2 separate regions of the Homo sapiens genome follow, and region 2 is linked to region 1. The links are chromatin loops, found by intact Hi-C in ENCODE. Cell type or tissue: PC-9. All regions are shown on one strand. Links, peaks and the distances in the headings refer to the core of each region. The heading gives the core; the rest is flanking DNA.

Evidence for each region. Peaks named below come from ENCODE experiments on the same cell type or tissue, not always from the same donor. Only the 100,000 strongest peaks of a DNase experiment are listed, where the experiment ranks them.
Region 2: it touches region 1 in a loop (2.7-fold over the local background); 2 of 110 quality-filtered maps call a loop at or near these places.

Annotation. Positions count from the first base shown.
Region 1 is chr2:235,262,392-235,277,916 of GRCh38, forward strand. LOC105373940 (a long non-coding RNA gene) reads left to right here and starts at 8,226. Exons shown (of 3, transcript XR_924009.1): 1 at 8,226-8,469; 2 at 9,736-9,914; 3 at 11,733-11,837. RefSeq lists enhancers at 1,234-1,528, 1,254-1,548, 11,234-11,801. In PC-9, for the core only: no CTCF peak of the experiment used is centred there; DNase peaks (open chromatin) are centred at 6,370 and 8,760; H3K27ac peaks cover 1,575 bases.
Region 2 is chr2:235,321,747-235,337,271 of GRCh38, forward strand. No RefSeq gene overlaps it. Among named protein-coding and RNA genes, the nearest start is that of AGAP1, 160 kb to the right of the region's middle. RefSeq lists an enhancer at 3,251-4,153. In PC-9, for the core only: no CTCF peak of the experiment used is centred there; DNase peaks (open chromatin) are centred at 9,525 and 11,615; H3K4me3 peaks cover 917 bases; H3K27ac peaks cover 1,159 bases.

The sequences.
Region 1 (15,525 bases), core at 2,711-10,710:
CACTGCCCTGTCCATGTCTACTGGTGATCACAAGAGTGCCGAGTGTTCACTTTAGGATCACACATAAATGTTAGCAAGTAAGGCCGACTCACAAATACAGAATTGGCAAATAATGAGGATCTACAGCTATATTTTGTTTCTCCTCTTTGGCCTCAGCCTTCTTATTTGCAAAATATATTAGAAGAGGAGAGACCAGGGTCCCCTAAACCATGTTCCAGGGACCCTGGAGATGCGCTCCCAGGAGCTGGGACACCCACTCCTTCCTTTCTTCGCATGGCAGCCCCTCCTTCTGTTGCAGAGCTGCTTTCTCCCACTTGAGGTGTGTGTTGCTGCTGAACATGGATCTGCTGCACACGTCACCAGCCAGAGGTGGGCATTTGATCAACTGGAGCCAATCTGTGAATCTTGTCTCCCTCTCCCACCTTGACACTAGCCCAAGGGGGCAGAAACGGCTGCAGAGGAGCCAAGAGGGACCCTGGGAAGGAAAGCCACTGTTGTTTTGTCTGGATGGTAGTGCAAGGACACTGTGAGCCTCGCACTGCTGTCTCCTGCCTGGGAATGACGCCATCATGGAGGAAAACAGAGCCAAGACATGGGGTGAGGGAGGAGAAGAGAGGAAGCAATGCAGGTTCATAATAGGGTCAGTTAACTCTTCAGTCTACTCAATGAATACCTTTAAAAGAATATGCGGGGCTGGGTGCAGTGGCTCAAAGCTGTAATCCCAGCACTTTGGGAGGCCAAGGTGGGAAGATTGCTTGAGCCCGGGAGTTAGAGACCAGTTTGAACAACATGGTGAAACCCTGTCTCTACAAAAATTACAAAAATTAGCTGGGCATGTGTGCCTAGAGTCCTAGCTACTCGGGAGGCTGGGGTGGGAGGATCCCCTGAGCCCGGGAGGTCAACGATACAGAGAGCTATGATTGCGCCACTGCACTCCAGCCCGGGCAACAGAACAAGACATTGTCTCAAAAAAAAAAAAAAAAAAAAAAAAAAGAATATTCCATTACTTTGAGATGGATTTCTACCACGTGGGGAAAGCAAAACACCCTATTTGCTCACAAAGGCTGGACAAGTTGGAACCCATGTAGATGATCTTTATGATTTCTCTTTATATTTTTACATTTCGCCTTTTTTCTCCCCATAGTCCTCCTCTCCTTTACCCGCTAACATGGGATTGCAATTGATTGTTCTTTACTTTTTAAACAGCCACACACAGCATCTATTTACCCAAGTGATTAAAAAAGAAAAACAATTCCATGGCTCTGCAGTGCAGTCAGGGAGGGCTCAGGAAAGGAGCAGGCGCCGCGTGGTGGGACAGCGTGATTCCAGCGCCTCGGCATGTCTCAAGGAACAGACGACTGTTGTTCGCCCTGGCTCGCTCTGACTCATCCTTCCTGTAACTCTCGCTCTTTTGATTCCCGCGTGGCATCCTCTGGGCTGTCTTTCTGATACAGAAGCCGCCGGATCTGGCACAGAGCTCAGCAGCTACTGTTCCCATAGACTCCCCTGGAGCTGTCATAAGACATGATTTATCGAGTGGAGAGCCGTCCCTCTCAAATCACTCCAGCATTTCTAAGCCAAAGACTTTTCCCCATCCACCAGGGCTGTGTGACATCATCTTTTTGACCTTCGGACCCGGAAGATCTGTGCTCATCCTCAGAAGATAGGCGTACTGGGTCTAACATTTACTTTCTCCTTTCTATTCTCTGACCTGCTTTTCACCAACGTAGAACAGGGGCTACCATCTGCTGAGCCTGTACTGTGTGTGTGTGGCAAGTTAGATATGTCAATTCAGTAAATTATCACGAACCACATAAAATGTAGGTATGTTTTTCAAGGTTTATAGATTAAGGTACTGAAACTCAGAGAGGTCAGGTGACTTGCCCAGGGTCACACAGCTAAAGATGACAGAGCTAGAATTGGAACCCAGTCCTGTCTGACTCCAAAGCACACAGGTTATCACTACTCCACAGGTGCCCTCTGCTGTGGACCACAGGGAGAACAATTGCTCCTTTGCTTTGAAGAAAGAGGAAGGAAAATTATTGTAGGTTTGCAAAGAGTTCATCTACATTTTTCCCCTCAAAGAGGGAGATTCCTTAACCCAAATCGTCCTCACTGTCACCCTGGCTCAGCTACTTGGCTTCCAGAGACACCAAAGTTAAGTGTGCACATTCTCAAATAGGTCTCCTGTTTTTATTTTGTGCAGCAGGCAGGGAGGGGAACTCTTGGCAAGGAGCCCTTCTTTGACAGTAGCCTGGGCAGAGAGAAGATCAAGGAGGGACGCGTGGGTATTAGAGTGGCAGGAACAAAGTCCACACCTGTGCCGCCCAACACAGCAGCCACTCACCCCGTAGGGCCGCTGGGCACTGGGAAGGGGGCACGTTCAAGCCAAGCTGTGTTGCCAGGGTAACGCACCCACCAGGTTCCAGAGATTGTGTATGAAAAAGAGAATGTAAAATATCTCCTCGATAAATTCTTTATATTGATTTTATGTTGAAATGATATGTTGAATATATCAAGCTAAATAAAAATAGCATTAAAATTAATTCCACCTGCACAGCAGGAGGTGCGTGGCGGGTCATCGAGCATGACCACCTGAGCTCCGCCTCCTGTCAGATCAGCAGCGCCATTAGTTTCTCACAGGAGCGCGAACCCTGTTGTGAACAGCACATATGAGGGATCTAGGTTGCATGCTCCTTAGGGGAATCTAAATAATGCCTGATGATCTGAGGTGGAACAGTTTCATCCCAAAACCATCCTTGTCCCCCTACCATCCATGGAAAAACTGTCTTCCATGAAACCGGTCTCTGGTTTCATGTAACCCTCTTACAGGATTACAAGCTGTGGGAAGGGAAAAATTCAGAAGAAAGAACCCTCAGGATAGAATAGTGTGCTTTTTATGAAATCCTTAACTATCCAGATGGGTACTAAATTTATAATACTCGTAACGCTGCTGTGATGAAGAATCTGTAGCAAGCTAGAAGGAAATATATGATTAACGTCAGAACCTAATTAAGGCTGTAAAATAATTGAATCAATGGCGTGGCCTGGAAGCCTGTGCTGGTATTCTCCAGCAGCCCCTGCAGGTCCAGCCTCCCTGTCTTCACCCTGAGTCTGCTTCAGCAGACAGCGTGGGCTTGGCCAGCTGGAGGCCCTGGCAGGAGATCAAAGGGCAGGAAGGGAGAGGGGCCAGCATGTCAACTCGCTTGGCCCTGCGTTGCTGGGCCAGGGGTTGGTATGGCTGCCTCCCCTCCCCATCCACTGTCAGATGGCCACTCCTAGAGCCACAGCTGGCTCTCCAAACCAATTCCTTCCATTCAGCCCAGGGAGCTTCATCACACCTTGCTGCCTTCCCTGAATCAGGCCCACTGTTCTCTCATTACTGATCTCAAAAAGTTGAGCGAGCCAGCCAGTCCCAGCCTATCCCCAGCATCACCCGCAGTGGACCCGAAGCCTAAGGTGAAAGTACACATTTTGCTGGTGAGGTAAGTTCAACCATGTCCCAAACAAACCAGAGAAAAAGCAAAGGCAAACCAAGAGCCCAGCAAGCATGGACTTCGGAGCAACCAGAGAGAGCCCCGTGCAGAGCCCAGGAGGGTGAGTGTGGGAAGAAGAAGGGCGGGTGCTTCTCGGCCTAGCACACCTGGGTCTCAGCTGCACCAGCTCTGGCCATCTGTGGGACCGTTTGCATGTGACCCACCTGCCCAGGCCTCATTTTCCTCATTTGTAGGATGGACAATGTCACCTGACACTGTTGGGAGAAGTGGCCCACGCATACCTGGCCCAGAGCAGAGAGATTGCTGAGGTCCACTTTACGGCTCATTGATGCCAATGGGCAGATAAGATAACCCTGGGGAACATTAGCCCTAGTGCTCCTTGGAGCCCAATCCTAGGAGTCAGGAGAAGCAGGTGGGAACATCAGCCCTGGCGCTCCTTGGTGCCCAATCCTAGGAGTCAGAAGAAGCAGGTGGGACCTGCTCCCTCCACCTCAGCTGGCCTCCCTCCCCACCCGGCACTAGAGCAGGGGCGAGCCATTGGGTATCCTCCCTTGCGCTCCCCAACCATCTCCTGGGGTGAGCTCAGGGAGCCTGCAGCTACTGGGACAGGGGCCCACTGGCACCTTGCTGGCCCCTACTGCCAGGCAGGGTACCATCAGCCAGCTCGCTCCTCCCAGGGAACTGCCTCTTCTCCAGCAGCCTGGAGTCCCCCACTTCCCAGCCCCATCGTCCTCATCCCAAGCCTGATCCCATTGTGTCCTGTGACTCCTTGTCCCTTGTTGGGCACCTGCATCTGTCCTCCCTCCTCAGCCTCCCATGCCCTCTGCATCCTGCACTCCTGCTGAACGAATGACCCAGGCCTCCACTTCCCATCAGAACATCCTCTGCAACACGTCCCTTACCGGCAGGCGTCACTCCCTGAGCTCACCATTTCCCTGCAGCCATGCTACGTGGCTGCTGCTTAATGTCTCAGAGGCCCCTTCTCTGAGACAGGGTTGAGACCTGGGGTTTGCACCCCCTCTGCCTTGACGCATCCAGCCCAGTATTCCTCCCACTTGCTCATGGCCAGATGAGGAAGGGAAGTGGCACCACTGGGCATTTGATTGAAAGCAGCAAAGACTCCATGACTCCCTTCCCACACTGCTGCCATTGGCTTGGTGGACTTTGACTGCAACCCTGCCAACAACCCCCGTTCTCCTGGCTTCCCTGAGCCTCTCACCTCTGATGACCTTCCCCACCTCATCTTTCACTCTCAACAGATGACCTCAACTCCTACTTTACAGAGAAGACAGAAACTAGGAGCTGGGACCTCCTTCACCTTCCTACTGCAAACCCACAGACCCCCCTGCATCTCCCCTCTGCTGCTTCCCCTTCCTTCCTTGTCACAGTGGAGGAGGCATCTGTGCTCTGGGATTGGCCTTCCCACCAGCCCTCCACCTTCCTGAGCTCACGCACCCAGTCTCCTCTCTCCTGTGTCTCCAGCCTTTCTCACTGCACTCTTTGCTCCATTGCTTTCATCAGCCTATTCTGCTCAAATTTCTCTGATCTTGAAACAAAGTTGGCCGTGGACCCAGTTCCTGCTCCAGCCCCAGCTATATTTCCTGTGTCTTCCCTTCCAACCTCTCCTGCCACAGCCAAGGCCTCTCCCCTCCATGAACTCTCCTCTCATAGTCCCCCAAATTCACCAAGTTTTCCAGCTCACGCCTTTCACATTTGCTCTTCCCTCTGCCTGAAATGCCCTCCCTGCTCCTCCTGTAGCTAGTGCCCTCCTTGACCTGTTCTCCCATGAATGCCTCCACCTCCTCCCAGCCCAGGCCAGGGTTCCCTGTGTCTCTCATCAAAACAGCATGGAGCCTGAATGTTCTGCTCTGCTGGACCCAAGTCCCCCAGCCTCCCAGGCCTCATCTGTCCCTTTAATATCCCAAGTGGCTCAAGCCTAGCCCATCCCATAGGAAGCTGTGGAGGGTCACCTGACTGTAGGGTATTGCCGGAGGCCCTCGCATGTCCTAAGCCCTCCAGGCTGCTCTCTGCTGTGGTCTCACTGCTGGGCATCACCTGAGATTCAGACACCTTCTCCCACCAGCCTGCCTCCAGCCCCCTGAAGCAACAGGAGGCTCAGAGCTGTTGAAGACAGATGAGAAACTCTTCAAATTGGACAACAGATCCCAGCATTCCAAAATGCCTTCCTTCCTCACTAAAGGAAATTCCTCATGCCCACGTCCATCTCTGCTTTGAGGACGCCTCCTTCCCCATCCCTCCTCTCCTCCCATCCTGGAGTCACCCCTCCTGCCTGCAAACTCCGATCTCCCCAAATGCAGGTGATTTTCACCCTTCCTTGTTCAAAGACAGGCACCTTCTGAGGTACTGGAAGATAGCATTTCAACATGTGAATTTCGGGGGATGCAATTCAGCCTAGAGCAGATATCCTCTCTTTCTCCACTGTGGCTTCAAGTACCAGTTGTGCCACTTTCTAATTGTTCATCCCTGGGCAAATATTTTAACCTCCCCTGAACCTTGAATCTCACATCTTTCAGATGCAGGTAATGACAGCCACCTGACCGGGCACAGGCAAGGATTAAGCGAGGTGATCTGGGTGAAAGGCCCCACAGGGTTCATGTAAGTTCCCTTCCTTCTGATCCTTTCTTCCCCTCTCTGTGTCTGCAGACATGAGCCCCGCTTTGAGTTTGCACAAGAGTGGTGTTCCTTGCAATGACAATGACAGGTTACTAAGGCGCGCACACTCTCCTCCGATTTTTAACCTAATGGATGACCCCATCGGCCTCCTTGAGGCCTGGGTCCAGAATTGGAGACTCTCAAAGGGAAGTTGCTACAGTTTATGATGGCAGGAAATCTGTTTACATTCTGAGTCTAAAGAGGAAAATGTAGGCATTCTTTCAACTTCCTGTTACAAAATGCTTCATACCAAAAATTCTTGCCTCCTCCGAAGTCACTGAAGGGTTACAGAGAGATCTCCTAGTTGTTTCTCTGCGTTTCCACTTCTCAGATACTACTTTAAAGGTGGCTTTTCTATGTTTTCAGTTTGTTTTTCTTCTCTTGGCTAAACATATATCCACGATTAACAGATTGTCACTTAGAAGGTTTATATTTATCATCATTATTTATGTTTATTCCTCTTCTGCTTTTATAAACTAACAAATGACATATTTTCTTCCACTGGTTAAAAACTACTTTAAAACTTTATTTCAACCATAATTTAACTTTTGAAATTTTTTACCCTATTTTCTCCAATACCCCTGCTTTGTTTTTAGTTTTCTTTAAATGGACAGCGAACTTTGTGAAAATCAAAATATTGTTTTATAAATAACTCAGTTTCTCCTCCACCCTTAACCAATGAATGGAACTACACAGTATAGTTTTTCTGCTTCTCAGAAGCTAATTACTCTATCTGATGTGTTTAATCTTATTTCTGACTTTTAATAAATCCATTCTTCCCAGGCTCATAAAAACTTCATTAGTTCAACACATTTCTTTTTATCTTGTTGTTGTTATTGTTGTTGGTGTTTTCCAATACAGAATCTCACTCTGTCTCCCAGGCTAAAGTGCAGCGACGTGATCTCAGGTCACTGTAACCTCTGCCTCACAGGCTCAAGTGATTCTCATGCCCCAGCCTCCCGAGTAGCTAGGACTACAGGCGTGCACCAGCGTACCTGGCTAATTTTTGTATTTTTAGTATAGATGCGGTTCTGCCAGGTTAGCCAGATTGGTCTTGAACTCCTGGCCTCAAGTGATCCACCTGCCTTGGCCTCCCAAAGTGCTGGGATTACAGGTGTGAGCCACTGCACCCTGCCTACATTTCTTTTTAAATGCCGCACCTTGGAAGCACCATAGTGGTTTTGTCCTTGCATGTGCGAATCCAGTTTTGGGCATTGCTAAGTGGATACACCTGCTGAATAATCACTTGATCTTTCCAGTGGCACCCACCAAAGACTCATCTTAAGATCCTGTAAAAGATGCACCCAGTGGAACTTGGTACTAAAAGACAATGGAAGCTCTTTTCAATCCTAGGGTTCTAGTGGTCTACAAAATGCCTTACTATCCAAATTTAACTGACATTTTTCTTTGCCACAGAGTATGTCAACAATCCATTCATTCATGGTCAAATATTGTAAACTTTTTAAGGTATGCAGCACTTAATTTTTCTCCAGAAAGAGTGAGAAGATAATATTCAACTAAAAACATAAAATCTCAGCTTGGAAATGGAGAAATATCTTCCTAGGCCTGGGTAAATCCAGCAAGGTAAATCAGAGAATTGAAAAATAGGACATTTGGGAGTTTTGCCCATGACTTGAGCAATTCTCTGTCTGCCAGAGTAGAATTTGGAGGGTGTGGTACCAAGTTCGTGTGTGGTTGGTCTCGGCATCATGGGGGGAGTATGCCTTCATAACAGCCAACGGGGGGTCTCTCCACAACTCCAAGCCCAGCAACTTGTAATCTAGTTTTGACAGTCAAAAGGTATTCAGTGAATGGATGATTAAATGAATAATAGCCTGGTAGAACAAGACTAACATGTCTCTATATGTGTGTGCCTTGACCTCCGTTACAGAGTCCTAGAGTCTATATTTTCTCCCCCTGTGGGAGACAAAGAAACTGAGACTGAAACAGTTCTACAACTTGCTGATGTCACACAGGGACAAGGCTCTATTTTCTGACCCCTGGGCTTTTTTTTCAACAACTGTATTCCATTTCTGAGTCAAAGGGAGTGCAGACTAGAACACGCATCCCAGTTCTCTCGCTGGAGCAGAAGCTCCTATTCCACCCACACCAACTCTTTCTTCATCTGTACGATGGGATAATGTGCCGTTTCCCCTACCTCACTAGAGATAGAGGAGGGGGATCCTCTAATGAGACAGCAGGGAGAATTATTTGAAAAACTAAACCAACATTTAAGGCCAGCTGCTGCTATTATTTTACTAGCAGCTTCTTCTTTTGTGCCAACTTAAAGCTACTTAAGGTAATATTTCCTTCCTACTTTTGATACAACTGGGTCTTTATTAGGAACGCTTCCTCCTGGGAGAAAAAGGAATTCCTCTGAATTCTTTGTTTCATGTTTAAAAAACCCGGGCAATGGAAAGAATATAGTTTGACCAGTGAGGATTAACTTCTAGAGATGTTGTACCATAACCTGGAATGCCAGAGAAATTGTAAAACAAAAGCTGTGGGTGTCTGCAACACTGCCGCAACCTCAGTGGCCAGCCGCAGAAAGAGAAAGAGCCTTGAAGGAAGTTAGATTTTGGTCACAGGTAACCACAAAGAACTAGTTATCACACATTGCCACATGGGTTGTAATACATCTATTAAGAAGCAGATTTTCTTTGGGGTTTGTGAGTCATCGTTCAGAATCTTAGTTCTGCTTGAGAACATGTGAACTGAAATGATCTATTTCTGTGTTATTCCTTTTTTCTCTTTTCTATCTTCATTTATTTTTTAAATTTATTTTATTTGTAGCATTCTTAAAACTCTGTAAGAATGGAGCCCAGGAGAGGGATTTTCTTTACTTCATTCCTAAGCCTTCAGATTCCTTTGTCTTAGCTTATTGTTGCCAGCTATTAGTTTGGAAAGCCTAAGACCTTCCATGAGAATTGTGTAGCCCCTGAACCCATTTCTCACCCATCAGATTGGCAAAAATTTACAAGCCTGACAATACACTCTGTTGACAAAATTGTGGGGAAACAAACATTCCTACCATGCATTGCTAGTGGGAAGGCAAATGTAAGTATTCATCTTGTTCAAAGAGATCCCTGCAGAAATGCCCCAAATAATGCTTGACCAAGTATCTGGGCACCCTGTGTGGTACAGCCAAGTTGACACAGAAAATTAATTATCACAGCTATGATACTTAATCATAGCTGATTAATGACTGTTGTGACCCCTATGAAAAAGAATTTGGCAATATCCAAATTCTGTGTGCAACCCCTATGTAAAAGAATTTGGCAATATCCAAAAGATCTACCTAATGCATCTGGGCTTTGACTCAGCAACTCCTAGGAATTTATCCCAAGATTTACCTCCAACAATATGAAAATACAGATGCACAAGGTTATTCACTGAAGCATTGTTTCTAATAGCAAGACATTGGAAACTACCAAAATGTCCAAGCAAAAACAAATCTATTGAACCCAGGAAATTGGTTCAGTAAACTCTGGCACATACATACAATAGAATAATAAGCAGCTATACAAAGAATGAGCCACATGCATGTATTTCCTCATTCTTTCAGCTAAGAGAGCCTAGAAACAATGACACTCCAGGAACAATGATCACTCGCTACTGCCAGATCTTAGTTTCCAATCCCACTATTCAGTGAAAGGAATCAGGGCTCCTTGGAGAAATGGCTGATTCTAGGACTGGAGCAGGAAATATAGAAGACAAGCCTAGAACTTCTTATAGTACCAGAAGGTAAGGAAGCTCAAACAACACACGCATGCACACACACGCACATACATGCACACATGCACATGCATGCAAGCACACACACTACAACAACAGGAAACATCAAAGGGACACAGGAGCCAATGGAAAGAGCTCCCAATGACCCAAGCTAGGATAATTTGAGAAGAAAATACAGTGATATTGGACTATAACCCAAGTATAAAATAAATGTCCATGAATTCATAAAGGTACAAATAAACGATTGAATGGGTAAATAAAGTAATGGGTGTGGTGGCTCACGCCTGTAATCCCAGCACTTTGGGAGGCTGAGGTGGGTGGATCACTTGAGGCCAGGACTTCGAGACCAGCCTGACCAACATGGAGAAACCCCGTCTCTACTAAAAATACAAAATTACCTGGGCATGGTGGCACACACCTGTAATCCCAGCTACCTGGAAGACTGGGGCAGGAGAATTGCTTGAACCCAGGAGGCAGAGGTTGCAGTGAGCCGGGATTACGCCACTGCACTCCAGCCTGGGCAACAAGAGTGAAACTCCGGCTCAAAAAATAAATAAATTAATTAATTAATAATAAATAAATGAGTATAGACAAATCTTCTGAGATGAATTCCAAATGATTTGTATAAATATTTTGCCCTCAGATGGGAGAAGCATAACTCCTTACTTCTTAAGTATGGGCCACACCTGGTGATTTCCTTCTAAAGAGTCCAGTATTAAAACGGGAGGTGGGGAGTAACTTGACAGTGGAGAAACGTGGCAAATACTACCTCAAGCCAAGTGATCAAGGTTAGCATCATCAATGATAAGTTATGTTGATCCAGTGTACCCTTGATTTGATGTGAAGAGAATATCGTTTATCTGTGTAGTGTCCTCCTGGAAACTCATAACCTCAGTCTAATCATGAGAAAAACATCAGGATAATACCAATTGAGGCTGGACACCGTGGCTCACGCCTATAACCTCAGCACTTTGGGAGGCCGAGGTGGGCAGATCACTTGAGGTCAGGAGTTCAAGACCAGCCTGGCCAACATGGTGAAACCCCGTCCGTCAGTACTAAAAATACAAAAATTAACCAGGTGTGGTGGCAGCGCCTGTAATCCCAGCTTGGAAGGCTGAGGCAGCTTGAACCCAGGAGGTGGAGGTTGCAGTGAGCCAAGATCATGCCACTGCACTCTAGCCTGGGTGATAGAGGGAGACTCTGTCTCAAAAAAAAAAAAAAAAGAAAGAAAAAGAAAAAAAAAAGAATACCAATTGAGGGGCATTTTATAAATTAACCTAACCAGTACTTATCAGTCAAAGTCCCAGGCAAGATGAATATACAGAGACCTGATGAGTAAATGTAACATGATATCCTAGATGAGATCCCAGAGGAGAAAAAGGACCTTGAGCAAAAACTAAAGAGATATAACTAAGTTATGTACCTTAGTAAATAACAAAGTATTGATATCGGTTCATTCATTGTGACAAATGTACCATCCTAATGTAAGATGTTAAAAATAGCTGTGATAATTAATTTTCTGTGTCAACTTGGCTGGACCACACAGGATGTTCAGATACTTGATCAAACATTATTTGGAGCATCCCTGCAGGGATCTCTTTGAATAAGATAAATATTTAAATCAGCAGGCGTTGAGTAGAGCAGACTGCTCTCTGTAATGCAGGTGGGTCTCATTTAATCAATGAGAAGCCTGAATAAAATAAAAAAAAAAAAAAACAATGCTCCCCTGAGCAAGAGAAGTTTTCTCCAGGAGAGGTCTTTGGACTCGAACTGGGACATTGGTTTCTCCTGCCTTTGGGCTCAAACTAAAACCTTGACTCTTCCTAGGTCTTGAGCCTGCTGGCCCTTTGGAGTAGAACTACACCATCGTTTCTCCTGAGTCTCCAGCTTCCTCCTTTCCCACCCTGCAGTTTTGGGGACTTTCCAGCCTCTGTAACTGTGAGCCAATTTCCTTATAATAAATCTCTTTCTAGATATGTGCATACTATTAGTTCTGTTTCTCTGGAGAACCCTGAGTATTACAATAGGGAAAACTGGGTGTAGGTGTATAGGAGCTCCCTGTATTATCTTTGTAAATTTTCTATAAATTTAAACTATCCTAAAATAAAAAGATTATTTTTTAAAGCCCAGAAAAAATAAATTGAAAAACAAAAGAATTAGGAAGATCTCTATAAATTAATATGGAAGTAGTTCTAGAAGACATTATTAAATGGGGAAGAAAAACAGCATTTGGGGGAAATTTATAGCACAATGCCAATATTAGAAAAAGAAAAAGGTCTCAAATCAATGACTTCAGTTTCCACCTCAAGAAACTAGAAAAAATAACAAATTAAACCCAAAAAATAAAGGTCAGAGAGGAATCAAAGAAATTTTTCAAAGTTTTAAATGAAAATAAAAATAAAGAGAATACAGCCAAAGCTGCTTCTTGAAGAATATCGATAACATTAGTAAACCTCTGGGCAAAGTACTCAGGAAAAAAAGACAGAGAATCCATAATCTCCTGACATTAGTAATGAACAAGGTGACACCACTACAGATTCTACAGAAATGAAGAGAATAATCATGGAATATCATTAACAACTCTATACCTATGATTGATAATTTAAACAAAGTGGACAAATTCCTTGAAAGATACAGGCTATAAAAGTTCACTCAAGGAGAAAGAAATAATCTGAATAACCCTACACCAATCATTAAAAATGAATTTGTACTTTAAAATCCCCCCTCAAAAAAGAAAATCCCCAGGCCTAATAACTTTACAGGTGGATTCTACCAAATATTTAAGAAAGAAATAATACTAACTCCAAACAAACTCTTCCAGAAAATTGAAAAGGAAAGAACACTTCTGAACTCACTATATGAAGCAAGCATTGCCCTGATGCCAAAATTAGTCAAAGATACTACAAGAGAAGAAAACTGCATATCAGTATCTCTCATGAACATAAATGCAAAAATTCAAAACAAAATTGTAGCAAACAGAATCCAACAATACAAAAAAGGATAACACATTATAACCAGTGCATTTCCTGGGGAAGCAAGGTTAGTTTAACATTTGAAAATCTATCAATGTATTCACCATATTAACAGATTAAAAAAGAAAAATCCATGTTATCATCTCAACAAACACAGAAAAATCTAACTCTCAGTAAAGCAGCACTAGAGGGGAATGTCCTCAATCTGATAAGGAACATCTATGAAAAATCTACAGTTAACTCCATACTAGGTAGTAAAGGACTGACTGTTTTCTCTCTAAGATCAGGAAAAAGTAAGGGATGTCTATTTTTATCGCCTCTATTTCTGAAGATTCTAGCCAGTGCAGTAAGACAATAAAAAAGAAATAAAATTTATCCTGATGGAAAAGGGAGAATTAATATTGTCTTTATTTCACTGTGATATGATTATATATAAAAGCAAATGGAATCTACAGAAAAGCTGCTAAAACTAATAAGTAATTTAGTTTGAAATGTATACAAGATCAATATGTGAAAAAATCAATTGTATGTCTAGGACCAAATAATCTGAAATTCCCAAACTACCAATTACAATAGCATCAAAAATATAAAATACTTTGGATACATTAGTCAAAAGATGTACAAGACCTGTATATACTAAACTATACAAACATTGCCGAAACAAAGAAAACCCAAATAAATAGAGAGATGTGTGGGTTGAAAGGCTTGATATTGTATGATGACAATTTCCCCCCATTCTATAGAACTGATGCAGTCCCAATACAAATCCCAGCAGGACTTATAGTAGAAACTGTCAAGCTAATTCTAAAATTTTGATGTAAATGAAAAGAAAAGGACCTAGAATATCCGAAACAACTTTAAAAAGAAGAGCAAAATTGGAGGACTAACACTTTCTGGTTTCAAGACCCATTATAGATCTACAGAAATCAAGACAATGTGGTATTAGCATAAAGATAAAAAACAGATCAATGGGAAGGAACAGGAAGTACAGAAATAGATCCACACATATAAGTGGGCATGTGATTTTTGTGAAATGTGCAAAGGCAATTCAGTAGAGAAGGAATAGTCTTTTCATTAATGAAGCTGGAATGATTGGATATCCATATGTTTAAAAAGTGAACAAACACCTCACAAAAAGATATACGGATGGCAAAGATGCATATGAAAAGATACTCAAAATCATACGTCTTTAGAGAACTGCAAATTAAAACAACAATGAGACACCACTACACACCTATTAGAGTGCCTAAAATTCAAAATACCAATGATACCAAATGCTGGTGAGAATGTGGAGCAATAGGAACTTTCATTCATTGCTCATGGAACGCAAAATGGTACAACCACTTTGGAAGACAGCTTGGCAGTTTCTAACTAAGCTAAACATAGTTATATTATGTCATCCAGCAATCGCATTCCTAAGTATTTACACAATTAACTTGAAAACTTATGTCCCCACAACAACCTGCACACAAACGTTCTTAGCAGCATTAATCATAATCTTCAAAAACGAGAAGCAACGTAAATGTCCTTTAATAGGTGAATACCTAAACAAACTGCAATACATTCATACAATGGAATATTATTCAGCAGTAAAAAGAAATTTGCTAACAAGTCACAGAAAGAGACGAAGGAAACTTAAATACACATTGATAAGCAAAAGAAGCCAGTCTAAAAAGGCTACATACTGTACGATGCCAACTAAATGGCATTCTGGAAAAGGCAAAACTATAGAGACAGTAAAAAGATCAGCAGTTGCTAGGGACTGGGCAGTGGAAGAATAAATAGATGAAGCGCAGGGTGTTTTTAGGGTGGCAGAACTATCTGAATCACACAGTATTGGTGGACACATAACATTATGTATTTGTCAAAACCCATAAAACTGTACAATACAAACAGTGAAGTTTAATATAAACTATGGACATCAATATAATGCATCAATACTGATTCATTAATTGCAACCAATACACTACACTAATGCAAGATGTTAATAATATGGGAGACTGTGTGAGAGGGAGAAGGAGTATATGGGAACTCTCTATACTATCTGCTCAGTGTTCTGTAAATCTAAAGTTGTTCTAAGAAATAAAGTCTATTGATTTTTAAAAAGGTTTAAGAAATCAGGCTGACCGTAAGTAATGTGTGTGGCCATAGTGTCAATTTAATAATCTATAATGGTGAATAATTGTTACATTGAACACTATAATGAATCATAAAATAACTATCAGGAGCATTCTTTCTCTAGGGAGAACTTCATGATAAGTCAACTAAAATAGAAAGAGAGGGAGGAAGAAGGAGGGAAGAAGGAAGGAAGGAAGGAAGGAAGGAAGGAAGGAAGGAAGGAAGGAAAGAAGGGAGGGAGGGAGGAAGGAAGGAAGGAAGGAAAGGAAAGAGAGAGGGAGGGAGGGAAGGAAGGTGAGTCTGGCCCCTGGGAGTCTGGGGCCTCCTCCTGCTGCTCTCTTGACAAGCCATGCTCAGGCCAGTCTGTGGTCATTCAGCCAGAAGATGCTCCACAAACCAAGCCTAATGGGATGAAGAGGACGCAAATATCCAGGGTCTTCATGCACCACTGTGATAAACCCGAAGGCCCAAAAAGCCACCCTACAAAGCGGGTATGGGCCAGGGACAAGATTTTTTTTCAGGGGGTTTTC
Region 2 (15,525 bases), core at 4,969-12,968, 62 kb after region 1:
CCACCAAAACCAAGATAGCGACAAGAGTGACCTCTTGCCATCCTCACTGCTACACTCCCGCCAGCGCCATGACAGTTTACAAATGCCATGGCAACAACAGGAAGTTACCCTATATGGTCTAAAAAGGGGAGGCGTGGATAATCTACTCCTTGTTTAGCATATCATCAATAAATAATCATACAAACCAGCAGCCCTCGGGGCTGCTCTGTCTACGGAGGAGCGATTTTTTCTTCCTCTACTTTCTTAATAAACTTGCTTTCACTTTATGGACTCGCCCTGAATTCTTTCTTGCATGAGATCCAAGAACCCTCTCTTGGGGTCTGGATCGGGACCCCTGTCCTGTAACATGAGGGCCAGAGAGATACGGCAGTGCCCGGTGGGGTCCACACAGTCAAGAAGACGGCCATGCAGGCCTGAAATCCAAGATTTAGTGCCTGGGACCTGGAAGAAGAGACCCCGTGGAAGAGGGGATGAAGACAGAGCCCAGGTGTGACCCCAGTGGCAAACACTTGGCTCCACCAAGTCACCCCTTCTCCAGAGAGTTATCTACGCACTCACTGTCTGAGGACAAGTAGGATATCCCAAGCATCACAAGTAGTTCTGTTTGGTTGATAATGATGAGTGTATTTTCTTATATACATCGAAGTAGCAAGCCTATGCAACAAACACCCACCCCACTTGACTATTTTGAACTTTATCTAGACTGCATTATAAATGAAAATTATGCTGCAAAAAGTCCACTTCCATAGTTCACTATATATGGAGAAACAAAATAAAAAAACAAAAAAATTATAAATCTAGGAATTTTGTCTAAGTGGTAGGCACTAAGATATTCATTACATTGGCCAGGCACAGTGGTTCACGCCTGTAATCCCAACACTTTGGGAAGCCAAGGCAGGGAGATCACCTGAGGTCAGGAGTTTGAGACCAGCCTGGCCAACATGGCAAAACCCCATGTCTATTAAAAATACAAAAATTAGCCAGATGCGCTGGTGCACGCCTGTAGTCCCAGCTACTCGGGAGGCTGAGGCACAAAAATCACTTGAACCCAGGAGCCAGGATTTTCAATGAGCCAAGATGGCGCCACTGCACTCCACCCTGGGCAACAGAGTAAGACTCTGTCTCAGGAAAAAAAAAAAAAAAGTTATTCATCATATCATTTTTATAGTGGCAAATAAATGGAAACACAAAATTCACAGATGGTAAAATAATTTGTAGAATATCTATGTGGTGGGCTACTAAGCAGCCATTAAAATTTACATTAAAAGAAAAATAATAATAGAATGTATTGGGCATTGCTTTGCAAACTGAAAGCACTTGGTTTCAGCTTCCCACAACAACTCTATGAGGTGTATGCTAGCATTATCTTTTTTCTTTTCAGAGGACGGAATAAGGCACAGAGATGTCAATTAACTCACCTAAGGACATATTGCTAGTAATTCTGAGAACCAGAATTCAAACCCAGTTGATTTGACTTACCAGCTTATCTTCTTCATCCTTGTATATACAGCGAATAAAAAAATTTGAGCAAGGCACAGTGGCTCAAGCCTGTAGTCTTAGCTGCTTGGGAGGCTGAGGCAGGAGGATTGCTTGAGCTCAGGAGTCCAAAGCTGCAGTGAGCTATGATTGCACCACTGGGTGACAAGAGCAAGACCCCTATCTCTTAAAAAAAATTTTGTAATGACATGGGGCAATGTTCATAATTTGTAGTTTAGTAAGAAAAGTAGGTAATAAACAGTATACTCTGCATAATCTTAAGTAAAAAAAAAAAACATATATACTATCTACGGTATCACAGCTAAAACATTTGGGGAGAGGTGATGATTTGGGAGCAGCAGCAGGATTTTATTTTTTATCCTGAAGTAATTCTTTTTTAACAATTTTTACACATTTGCAGCATAAATAAGTCCATGAGTCCATGCCTTATATTGTGCAATTTCATACACTTCTGAGAGTTCCATTCCTGACGGGTACAGTACCCCCAGGGTTGTGGGTAGGGGCTTGCTCTTCCCATAATTGGCACTTCCTTCATAATCTGCCTTTCTTTTCTGGAAAGCAGTCTGGAAGGACAGACATCAGCATTTTAAAGGAGGTTGGGAGGACTACAGTTCACTTTAATGTCCTCCTTATGCTGTCTTTATTCTTTACTGGCCCCATTTTTAAAAAACCATGAACATAACTTACATGTATTCAGAAAATGTGATAAAAGTTCCAAAAAGACAAGAGTGCACTATCGGTTGCCCACAAGTCCAAGCTCCCTCCCCAGCTCAGCCCCTGAGGTCTGACGTGGGGTCTGGTTGCAACTTGAAATGCTTCCCAAGTGATTCTAAGGTTCACCTTGATGGAGAACCCCTATCTGTCACCAGGAGGGCCGCCCCTTCGAATGGAGCCCTCAGTCTTCCAGAACAGCCCCTCATATGGCACATCCTCATATGGCACATCCTCACATGCCATCCTCATATGGCACAGAGGAAGCAATCCACTTTGCCTGCTGTATTCATGCAGAACCACAGACTTCGGGGTTTGATTCTTCTTAGTGTTATGGAACGGCTCCCTCAATTACATTTCCAGGGCTGACGGAAGGCAACTTCACTGCCCCGAGTTCTTTGAGGCTGTCAGTGTCAGCATGGGTATGAAAAGATGGAAAAGATGGATGGTTCCCCATTTCCACAAACGAATTGAAGCAGCTGTTGTCAGACAGAGGTCAGATGAACAGCTATGACATCACCAAGATCCCCACTGACAGCCAGAAATCCCAGTTCCAGGCTGAATGAGCCCTTGCGGGGCCCCAGCACAGGGCTGGAGGTAAATGGACAGCGCCCGAGTTGCAGGAGGCAGGCAGAGCCCCTGCCCTCAAGTAGGCACGCAGGGAGAAAGTTCCCATAGGTCCAGCCCAGGGATCAAAGGCAGGCAGGCGTCTCTGCAAAGGAGGGAGCTGGGGCTGGGGGAGGGTGGACCAGGGAGGCTCCCACGATGACTGCGTGATAAATGGGTGCTTCCTATCTTTCCCTTCCCTGAAGCCGTGGGAGGCCCCTTCTTTCTCAGTAGTTTAAACTAATTGTCAAAATGGGGTAAATTAGGGCCAGTAATGAGATTAATAAATGCCTTTTGCGGGGCAGTAGCTTTGCTTGGAAGCACTCTGGGTGTGAAGTGTTCTCCTACATTTCCTGCTGTTCCTCCATTTTTGACAACAATGGAGTGAAACTGTCCATTTGAAATCGAACAACTTGTTTGTATGTGGACTTTAGGTTCAGAATGATGACTTGTTGTGTTGTTGAGAAAATTCACGTCTTTGTGGTTTGATATTTGTGATTTGATATTTGTGCCGTGGTGTAGCACGTTGAGCGAATGCAAAGTTTTGAGTATGTTAATCGCCCTCTCCCCTCCCTCCCCCAGCCCAGAGGAAACTGTGGCTGGAGCGTGGTGGTCTCTGTTTTGGGGGGTTTGTCCATGCAAGAACCCTTTTACTGACTGGGAGGTCGAGGAGCAGCTCAGCTCTGGCAGCCTCCATGGGGGAGGGGAGTCTTGTTCACTGAATTCCACAGGCTTGGTGTCACCTAAGTCACCTGTGCATGCCTCGACCTGCCTGTTCCTGCCCAGCTGCCCCTGGAGGTACAGAGCACCAGCGGGAGCAGCAGCCCGTGGGGACCAGGAGAGGACGGTCTTTGTCTCCACTTATGGAAAAGGGCCCAAGACCCAGAAAAGCCCAACCCAGCCTGGCAGTTGAGGCTGCCCACTGCCTGCTCCCAGCTGGTCTTAGAACCTCATTTTCTAAGGTTCCCTGTTCCCCCACCATTGCCCCAGCCCCTATCCCGGCAAGAGCAGGCAACCTGAGCTTGGGGTACCGTGCATGCTCTTGTTTCTTTGAGGGCCCTTTCTCCTTCTTCCTTTCTCATTCAAATGCTACCTATGTCCAAGGATTCCATGTCGCTTGGCTTCCCCAAAGCCTTTCCTGCCTCCACGTGGTCTCTTTTCTGCTCTTTCATAGCATTTGCATTAGGGTACATGGAGTGGGTTGAGTGTTATCCCCCAAAATTCATGCCCACATGGATCCTCAGAATGTGACCTTATTTGGAAATAGGGTCTTTGTAGTTGTGATTAGTTAAGAAATCAGTGATAATGAAGTCATACTGGATTAGGGTGGGGTCAAAACCCAGTGACTGGGGTTATAAGAGAGAACTCACCGAGACACACACAGGTAATAAGGCCACTTGAAGACAGAGGCAGACAGCATCACTAATGATCAGGGAAATGCAAATCAAAACCACAATGCGACGTCACCTCACTCCTGCATGAAAGGCCATAATCAAAAAGTCAAAAAATGATAGATGTTGCCGTGGATGTGGTGTACAGGGAACACTTACATGGCTGGTGGGAATGTAAACTAGTACAGCCGCTGTGGAAAACAGTGTGGAGATTCCTTAAAGAACTGAAAGTATAATAGAACTGCCATTTGATCCAACAATCCCACTACCGGGTATCTACCCAGAGGAAAAGAGGTCATTATACGAAAAAGATACTTGCACACGCATGTTTACAGCAGCACAGTTTGCAATTGCAAAAATATGGAGCCAGTCCAAGTGCTTATCAATCAATGAGTGGATAAAGAATTGTGATTTTTATATGTGTGTGGGTATATGTGTATATATATGTGTATACATACACACATACCCACACACACACACACACACACACACAACATGGAATACTACTTAGCCATAACAAGGAATGAAATAATGGCATTTGTAGCAACCTGGATGGAATTGGAGACCATTATTCTAAGTGAAGTAACTCAGGAATGGAAAACCAAATATCGTATGTTCTCACTCATAACTGGGAGCTAAGCTATGAGGATACAAAGGTATAAGAATGACACAATGGACTTTGGGGATTTGGGGAAAGGGTGGGAGGGGGATGAGGGATAAAAGACTACACATTGGGTAGCGTGTACACCGCTCAGGTGATGGGTGCACCAAGATCTCAGAAATCACCACTAAAGAATTTATTCATGTAACCAAATACTACCTGTTTCTCAAAAACCTATTGAAATAAAAAATAAACAAATAAATATTAACAACAACAACAACAAAGACAGAGGCAGAGACTGGAGTGGTGCATCTACAAACCCAACCAGAAGCTGGAAGAAGCATGAAACAGATTCTCCCTGAAAGCCTCCAGAAGGAACGGCCTCCAGAACAGAAAGGAAATAAACACCCAATGTCTTAAGCCACCCAATCTGCTGTACTTCACTACAGCCCTAGGAAATTAACACAGCACTGATTGCCAGTTTCCCCCTATACATGGTCCACAGTGCCTGATGTGTGGAGCAAAGCAGGGGGCCGTCTATGAACATTTATGAAATGATTGAGAGAAATAATTCATCCAATTACAGCATGTTCCAAAGACCCACAGCAATTAGTGAAGGCAAAGAGCAGGGTTGGTTTTTCCTTGCAAAGGGAGCCTCTGAACTGGTATTCTGAGCCTCCCCAGGCCTCCCCAGGCCTCCACCAGGCTCCCATGCTGTCCCTGTCATTGTTCCGTGCTGTAGGAGGCTCTGTGGAACCAGATAACATGTGTAAAAGCGGCATGGGTTTCTAGAAGGGCTCCAGGGTCTTGCTCCATGACAACAGAATATGGGTCAAGGTCAGGAAGCACCTGTTTTTCCTCTGCCCTAGCCTGGCAAGGGGGTTGTGACCCCACTCAGGACCTGAGGGCTTCTCTCAGGGACCCCTAGATAAAGGGGAGGGCTTCTACCACCCTGGAAAAGGAGGTAAGAAAGCAAGAGAAATTAATTAACCATTTCCCAAACGTGTCTAACATCTAAAAATTTGCCGTGGCCAAAAGCACTGAAAAGCCCATCATTGCTTTTTATTTCAGCGTTGTTTTTAGAGAGGAGAAGTACCATGCAGCACAGAGGCTGACTCCGTCACTCAGGGGACAGGTAGGTGTTAGCATCTTCATGACGTATACGGCACTTCCCTGAGGTATTACAGTCCCCAAGACAGGTGTTGTACGACTTACGACACTGTTCTTGGCACCAGATTCCAGAAGGGCAGCTGCAGAAAAAAAGTGCTCCATAATGTAAAAGTGGACATGTGTGATTACTAGTGGCAGACCTCAAATTCTTTCCCTTCATGAAACCTGCAACCTTCTGAGGTTTAACTGAATCACTGTGACTTCCTCCCTGGTCTGTTTGTTGACGTTTCCCTCTAAGAATGTCAGCACCAGAAAAAGGTCTTAGAGGCCGGGCGCAGTGGCTCACGCCTGTAATCCCAGCACTTTGGGAGGCCAAGGCAGCAGATCACTAGGTCAAGAGATTGAGATCATCCTGGCCAACATGGTGAACTCTACTAAAAATACAAAAATTAGCTAGGCATGCTAGCGCGTGCCTGTAGTCCCAGCTACTTGGGAGGCTAAGGCAGGAGTCGTTTGAACCTGGGAGGCAGAGGTTGCAGTGAGCTGAAATTGTATTACTGCACTCCAGCCTGGTGACAGAGCGAGACTCCATCTCAAAAAAAGAATGAAAAAGATTTTAGATGGCACCTGGTCCAGCCCACACATTTTGCAGTGATTCTGGAATGGCACTCTTTTCTTCCATGGTGAGCTTTTCCTTCCCTTGGGAGAGCTGTGCCTCACACTCAGTCAGGGTTCTCTAGAGGGACAGAACTAATAGGATAAATAATAGAGTCAGGGTTCTCTAGAGGGACAGCACTAATAGGATAGATACATACATAACAGAGAGTTTATTAAGTATTAACTCACACGATCACAAGGTCCCACAATAGGCCATCTGCAAGCTGAGGAGCAAGCAGAGCCAGTCCGAGTCCCAAAACTGAAGAACTTGGAGTCCGATGTTCAAGGGCAGGAAGCATCCAGCACGGGAGAAAGGTGTAGGCTGGGAGGGTGGGAGGGTGGCCAGTCTAGTCTTTTCACATTTTTCTGCTTGCTTTATCTTCTAGCCTCCCTGGCAGCTGATTAAATGATACCCACCCAGATTAAGGGTGGGTCTGTCTTTCCCAGCCCACTGACTCAAATATTAATCTCCTTTGGCAACACCCTGACAGACACACCCAGGATCAATACTCTGCATCCTTCAATCCAATCAAGTTGACAGTCAGCATTAACCATCACACTCAGCAAATCACACCTGTCAGTTACTGTCATCTGTAGTGATAAAACAGAAAGTTCTCCTCATTTGTATGTCTGTGGCAGATTGAAGATGACCACAAATTCTTTGACTCTTCTCCATTGAGAAGGGGATTGAGGAGGGGCTCCATGTCCTCTCCCTTGGTCCCAGGTGGCTCCATGACTTCCTGACCAGGGATTGTGACAGAAGTAGCACTGTCTCATTTCCAGGCTCAGGCCTTCAGAGATGGGCAGCTCCATTTCCTATCTCTTACAACACTTACCACTGGATTCCAGCCACCCAGCTACCAGAAGCCCAAGCCACAGGGAGAGGCCATTTACAGACAGCCTCTGACTTACAATGGTTCAAGTTAACAATATTTCAACATTGCAATAGTGTGAAAGCCATGCCCAGTCAATGGAAACCTTATTTTGAATTTTGACCTTTTCCCAGGCTAGCAATCTGCAGCATGATTCTCTTGTATTGAGCCACAGCTCGCAGTCAGCCATGAGACCACCAGGGTAAACAACCAATGCTCTACAGTGCACTGTGTTACCAGATGATTTTTGCCTAGCTGTAGGCTAATGTAAGCATTCCAAGCACATTTAGGATAGACTAGGCTCAGCTATGATGTTTGGTAGGTTACGTGTAATAAATGCATTTTCCACTTATATTTTCAACTTACAATGGATTTGTTAGGATGTCACTCCGTCATAAGTCAAGGAGCATCTGTAAAGATGCTCACGATCCCAGCTGACAATCAGCATCATCTGCTAGCCGAATGAGTGCACCATTTTGGATGTCCAGTATAATTGAGCCTGTAGCATTAGAGTGATTTGTTATGCAGCACTAGATAACCTGAACAAGGCCAGTTCCCACACCCTCCATCCTAGAATCTCAGAACTCAAAGAAGTCTTAGGGGTTATGTCTTCATTCAACAAATATCTACTGAGCACTTGCTATGACCAAAGAAATGTTCCAGACAGTAAAAATTCAGCACTGAACAGAACAAACAAGATCTCTGTTCTCACAAAATTTATAGTCTAGCGTGGAGTAGAGGGGGAGAGAAAATATAAATGATAGGTGCTATGCAGAGAATTAAAAGAGAGAAATAAATGCAACCTTGAATTATATCAGTTTTTATTTTATTTTCTTTCCTTTTTTTTTTCTTTATGAGACAGGGTCTCACTCTATTTCCCAGGCTGGAGTCCAGTGATACAATCAGAGATTTTTTTATTATTATTATTATTAGTATTGCTACTTTCTAGCTACAACTGCTAGCTTCCATTCTCTTAATATTTATCTGGTGTATCGTTTTCTAGCTCTTAAATTTTAAACGTTTTGGGTGAGCTCATGTTTTATCTTGTGAACAACATATATTTGGATTATGCTTTATTTATTTATTTATTTATTTATTTATTTATTTATTTATTTATTTTGAGATGGAGTCTTGCTCTGTCGCCCAGGCTGGAGTGCAGTGATGCAGTCTGGCTCACTGCAACCTCCACCTCTCAGATTCAAATGATTCTCCTGCCTCAGCCTCCCAAGTAGCTGGGACTGCAGGTGCATGCCACCACACCCAGCTAATTTTTGTATTTTTAGTAGAAACGGGGTTTCACTATGTTGGTCAGGCTGGCCTTGAACTCCTGACCTTGTGATCTGCCCACCTCGGCCTCTCAACATGCTGGAATTACAGGCATGAGCCACAGTGCCCAGCCGGATTATGCATCTTTTAATAGCTGCATTCACACATTCATGTTTGCTCTAATTAGACATATTTTGAACTTGTTTCTTCCTGATTGTTCTCTATTATTTAACCATGTTTTTTATTTTATTCTCAATAATTGAATCTCTTCTACATCATCTTCAAGTTTCTCTCCAAACCTAGCTTCTGCTTAAATATATACAATTTAAGGGCACCAACCTTAGATAGCTAATAGATATTATGTAGGTAAATAATCAAATTCCCCTTAATTTCCACCTAGGGATCTTCATGCTGTATCCCCATAGAACGAGTCCCATCTATTATCTACCTGACAACATTGCAGATATTTGACATGTCCAGCATGTTCCTCCTCTCCTAGGTCTTCTCTCTATAATGCCTTCCATTCCTTCATCACTCTTCCTCCAGGACAGTGTTTCGAGAACTATTACTTCACTTTGCTCTCCCCCCTTTAAAATGTGGTGCTCACATCTGAAGAATTAGCCCCACAGTAATCTGATCTGTCCCAAGAGAAAATGAGATTGTTCCCTCTCTCGTTTTAGACAAAATCCCGTCATTGCCCGAGCTAAGCTGGCATTGACTCCTGGAAGCCAACACACACACAGTGACTCACAGCAAACGCACAGGCAACCAAAGCCTCGGCATCTTCTTCCTGCTGAGAAGCCGCATCTCCTCCATCTTACGTTTCACAGCTGAATCATCTTAACGCAAATACCCAACTGTACAATTATCCCCAATCAGACGTCATCTTTTTACAGTCAGTCCACTGCTCCAGGCTGTCAAGATATTTTTGGATTTTTACCAATATTGTGTTACCCACAGAAGTAAATGTTTTCTTTGTTCAGATTTTCTCTCTACAATTTCCTTGGCTTCAGTCCAATAATTCTTTATATTCCATTTCTTATGTACAAGAACTATAGTCATATCTATAGGCAATTTGTGGAGAGGATGAAAGAGTGAGGTAGAAAGTTGCCCCCAGGCCAGGCACAGTGGCTCACACCTGTAATCCCAGCACTTTAGGAGGCCAAGTCAGGTGGATCACCTGAGGTCAGGAGTTTGAGACTAGCCTGGCCAATATGGCAAAACCCCGTCTCTAGTAAAAATATAAAAATTAGCTGGGCGTGGTGGCATGTGCTTGTAGTCCCAGCTAGTCAGGAGGCTGAGGCGTGAGAATCACTTGAACCCGGGAGACGGAGGTTGCAGTGAGCTGAGATTGCACCACTGCACTCTATCCAGCCTGGGCCACAGAGTGAGACCCTATCTTAAAAAAAAAGAAAGGTGCCCTCAAAGAACTTGCACATGACCCCTCTCTGAGCTCAGTAAAACTGTCACACAGTGCATGTGAATGGTCAACCCCAGGAACAAACCAAGAGGTTGCTAATGTGTGACAGAAAAGTCTGGGGACACTCAGAGACCAACTGAGAAAAATCTCAGGAAGGTAGGATTACATTGTGATTGGCATGTAATAAGCAGAAATCTATGCATTTGTGTCATAGCATGCTTATAGAAAAAAGGAGTTTGTCAGCAATAGCAGTATGGCAAGAAATGCAGGTTCTTAGAACAAAGGTTGTTGGCATCTTAGATTCAATCATGGCATGGGCTGAATTGTGCCCCCCCCCATTTATATGCTAAAGTCCTAACCCCCAGTACCTCAAAATGTGACTGTATTTGGAGATAGGGTCTTTAAAGAGGTAATTAAGATTAAATGAGGCCATTGGGTTGGATCTTAACGCAATATGACTGGTGTCCTTATAAGAAGGGAAGATTAGGACACAGACACGCACCCAGGGGAGACCATGTAAAGTCACAGGGAGAGGACATCATCTGCAAGCCAAGGAGAGAGGACTCAGGAGAAACCAGCCCTGCCAACACCTTGACATTGGACTTCCAGCCTCCAGCATTGTGAGAAAATTAATGTCTGTTGTTTATGCCACCCTGCCCACGGTAGTTTGTTAAGGCCACCCAAGAAAACTAATATAGACCCTACCAACATGTGTGGTAACCCTCCCCTGAGGCCACCTTCCTGAGACCAACAGCTTCCCTTGTGCTGACTCTATGCTCCCAGGAAACCATCTGCCTACGGCATCCCCTGAGGCAGGCACAGGTAGGAGAACACACTTGTTGGGCTGCCCCAAGCATTTATTGTGCAGGCACGTTTCACCCAACTCTTAACAAACCAGCATAAGGTTTGTTAACATATGTGCACATGCATGCAGGTACAGTGGGTGCACCTATGTGTGTCTGCATCCCACAGCCTTCACTACAGGTAGAGACATGCACCAGCCTTGGAGAGACAAGCACATCTGCCTCTAAGGAAACTTCACCCCTAGGTGCATTGGCAAAATTGAGTTTCTGAAGAAGCCAAGTTGAGGGTAAGCCCAGGACATTAGTGAACAAGCCAAAATTCACTTGCCATTTTGTTACCGACCACTGGTTCTTGGGCTCTCAATGCCATAGAATTTGACATGAGGCCAAAAAAGTTTCCCCAGACAGGATTTTATTGGAGCTGACTCCTGGACATAATGAGGGCAGCATGAGAGGGAGAGAGAATTCCCTGACTGACTTTCCAGAAAGAGTCAGTAGGGCTTTTTTATTAGGCAACACTCAGGAATTGACATCAGGAGTAGGGTATGCAGGCTGGCTGGGCAAAGCACGTGAGGGGTAGGGGATGCAGGTCAGCATTATCTGGCTGCCGTGGTTCTCTTGAGCAATGGGCCACCTGGTAGTCTGGCCTGCAGCAACAAGGCTATAAATCGATTGTTTAGCATTCCTTCCCAGGACAGGACACTACCGACCTTGGTTATCTCCTAAGGCCAGTTCCTGGAATTCTTTAAGTAAAAGGCACAGTTAAACATTATGGTGTCCGTGAGATATTGGTGTGGGTTTTGTGAGCAATGGGAATGCTCTACTGGAGGTGAGCTGAAGCCAAGCCCCGTCTCTGTCTCAATGTTATGGGACTATCTAAGTGGCCAGAAGGCGACGTACCAGCAAATCTTTCATCTCATCACCTGTGAACTTGGAATTGCGATAGCACTAATACAACCTAGAAGCTTTGTTTGTTTTTTAAAAGCAGAAACATGTGACAATTTAAGAATTCAGATGAGCCTAAAGAAAGAAAGGAAGGGCTCATGATCTGTGGACTGTGGCTCAGTATCTGGATCTAGACTGAGTCTTGCCTGTGACTGCATGTGATTGGCCCAGCACGAGAATCTCCTAGTGACAAGGCTTCTGGGTGAAAAAAGGGGTCTTATACATTTGGTACTTCCTTGTTTTACACAATGAGCTAGTGGTACAATTGAGATCAGAACCTAGGCGCAACACTTTCTCCACTGGTTTCTCTCGATGTCTGGGTGCTAGCAAGGAAAGTCATGAGACTCGAAAGGTCACAACGAGGAGGTCATGTGATCAGCACAGGGCCTGATCTAAGGGCCTTCAAGGGACATAAGGTAGTCTCTACCGGTTAAAACCTCGAGGTCCCTTCCTGGGCTCCTCCCTCCCTCTGGTCCTTTCTGAACTGATGCTCCAGGAAACGTGGCAAAATGCAAGAATAATCCTAGCGATCTCATTGCCCACCATCCCTGTTTAGACACACCCAAGACCCTCCAAGCGTTTCCACCCCTTCTCCATGGTCTGTAGGGTCCTACATGATCTGGCCCATAGGCAGACACTTTCGCCTCACAGGCCCAGGCATAAGGGCCTCCACTCCCCATGGTCCCCCATTATCATAGAGACTGGCAGGCACAAGGGTCTCTACTCCCCATGGCCCCCCACCACAGAGCCCTGCAGGCATGAGGGCCTCCACTCCTCACAGCCCCCTACCCCACAGCCCTGCAGACACAAGGGTCTCCACTCCACGTGGTCCCCCACCACACAGCCCTGCAGGAATGAAAGCCTCCACTCCCCATGCCCCCGCAACCACACAGCCCTGCAGGAATGAGGGCCTCCCCTCCCCATTGACTCCCCTACCACACAGCCCTGCAGATGGCTTGCTCACCCTCAGCCCAGACTCCTCCTCAAGGCAATTCCTCCTGCTCCCTGCCACCACTTGCCCACAGAAGCCTTCCAGGCATGGTCAGATTCCTCAGTTCCCTGCCGAGGGAGAACCACACTCCTTTCTAGAGCCTGCTCCTGAGTCTGTATTTAAGATGCATCCATGTGACAGGTAAGCGACTGGCTCCCCCCACTAGACAGTGAGACCCGGGACAGATGCAGAGCGGACCCTGCACAAAGTCATCCTTCATCGATATTGACTCAGTGAGACAGTTGCCACAACAGCCCTCACGGTGGGCCCTGGAATAAACAGATCAGAAGCAGCCCTTTCCCACTGACTTTAGACACAGTTTCCTCCGGATGATTTTCTTTTTTCTTCAACAGCTGTGGTTAGAAGCATTGTATCAGTCCTCTAACAAAAGTTAGGACATTCAGAAGCAGGTGTGAGTAACAACAGCATCAATGCTAACAGCCTGATGGTAAGAAAAACAATATTAAAACAAGGAAAAAAAGGGCAAAATTATTATCTTGGTGGCTTAAGATTGTCGTTGGAAACAGCACACAATCATGTCCTCAGGACTCCTGGTGGTGTGAAGATGTTTGTCCCTACACTGAATGCCCAGTGGCTGAGGTTTTTCTCATAAGTCAAATTATTACTCATGTATTCTCACCTTAAAAACAGACAACATAGATATTCTGGAAATATTTCCCCCTGAAATCATGACAATGTTTTGCTGCTTCCATGATCTGGAACAGGAATTGGCAAGCTCTTTCTCTGTGGGCTAAATGAAAACAGCCATAAACAACACTATGTAAATAGACGTGGCCGTGTTCCCAATAAAACTTTATTTACAAAATTGGGAAGTGGGCCAGGTTTGGTCCCTGGTTATCATTTTCTGACCCCCATCTAGACCATTCATACTGAGGAGCTCCTCACTTACTGACAATGTGAGATGAATGAGCAACAAGACGTCTTAGTCTCCGGAACAGACATCATCTCAAGCACTTCGGGTGGTAAAGAGCCATAGCTGTCACCTCATCAACTCCGTCTTGGGCTAGCCCCTTTCCTCTGCACTCTTCAGGAGCTGGGGGTGAGGTTTGACCCCTCTCTACCCTGAACCGTGTCCTCCAGCACTGTCAGACCACGTAGGGTCCTCGTGAACCATTTGGATGAGAATGTGCATGCTGCAAAGTCCGTCCCCTCCCAGAGGAACCCCTAGACCAATGAATGGTATTATTAATGAGTCTCACTGCCTAATGAAGAGCATTGCTCAGCTCTTAATAATACTGCTGATTGAAGCCAAGACCCTAGTCAAACAAAAGAAGCTTGTTTTGTCACTTTTAACTATGGGCATTAGTTTAAAAGAAGGATTCTTTCACAGAATGGTGATATAAAATACTCCTGCGCAAACAAATTCTTCATATTTACTTTTGTGAGTCCTCCAGCTATATTTTTGTCATTTGCCTGGATAAACCCTCCTCCTTCTCCTTTTCTCTCCCTCTCTTTAAACTTCAAGCATCATTGCCAAGCCTAACAAGTGGTTAACACTAGAGTTAATTACCATAAATTAATTGCCATTCTAAATAGTCAGTTCTGGAAATGACTCCAGTGGCCATGAAATTTAGACTTGAGCAAGGCTCATCAAGGCTGTGTTTTACGAGAGGATCAGAGGATCTGAGCCTGGCATCAGCACATGAGCATGGCTGGGCAATGTTCCCCTTTTGTACTCCCTGCTTGAAGATACAGTGAAGTAGTCTGTGCTTTAGCGACAGAGAAAACATTGCAAACAGAGAGAATTGCAAGGAGAAGCCATTTTCTCTTAAAGAACATGAACCAGGCAGTGGCTCACACCTGTAATCCCAGAACTTTGGGAGGCTGAGGCAGGTGGATCATGAGGTCAAGAGATAGAGACCATCCTGGGCAACATGGTGAAACCGCGTCTCTACTAAAAATACAAAAATTAGCCAGGCATGGTGGTGCGTGCCTGTAGTCCCAGCTACTTGGGAGACTGGGGCAGGAGAATCGCTTGAACCCGGGAGGCAGAGGTTGCAGTGAGCTGAGATCGCACCACTGCATTCTAGCCTGGCAACAGAGGGAGACTCCATCTAAAAAACAAAAAGAAAGAAAAGGAAAAAAAAAAAACCCAGAACCATAGCTTTGGAATTCCAGAATAGCTAGGTCAGTGAGTCCTCAAAGGATTCTGATTTCTGGGTAGTTAATTTTGGTCTAGGTTTCCCAGAATATCTATAGCTCCAAGAGGACAAATTTAGAAAATAAAAGTAAAACTATTTTGCAAGATATGGGGACTGGCACGAAGGAGAACAATTTCAGATATTTGTTAATCAGATCTTGTCACAGTGAGGCAATAAAATAGGTCAAGCCAATCAATAGGGTTTAAAAGAAATTAAGCCCTATAAATAATTTAAAAAGGATTATCCTAAGTCCTTTCGTTACTAGGTTCAATTTGCTGTAAATTTTCAAAAATTCAACCCAACCAAGTGGACCTTTCTCTCTTCAGCACAGAGAATCAGAGGGCCTGCAAACCTGAAGCTGTTCTGCCAACCCCATTAGCCCCAGCATTGAAAATCAAAACTACTTCCCCTGGATTACAAATCAAACTTGGGAAGAAATCAAGATTATTTTCAGAAATATTTAGAGGAAAATCCCAAAGAAAGACAAAAATTG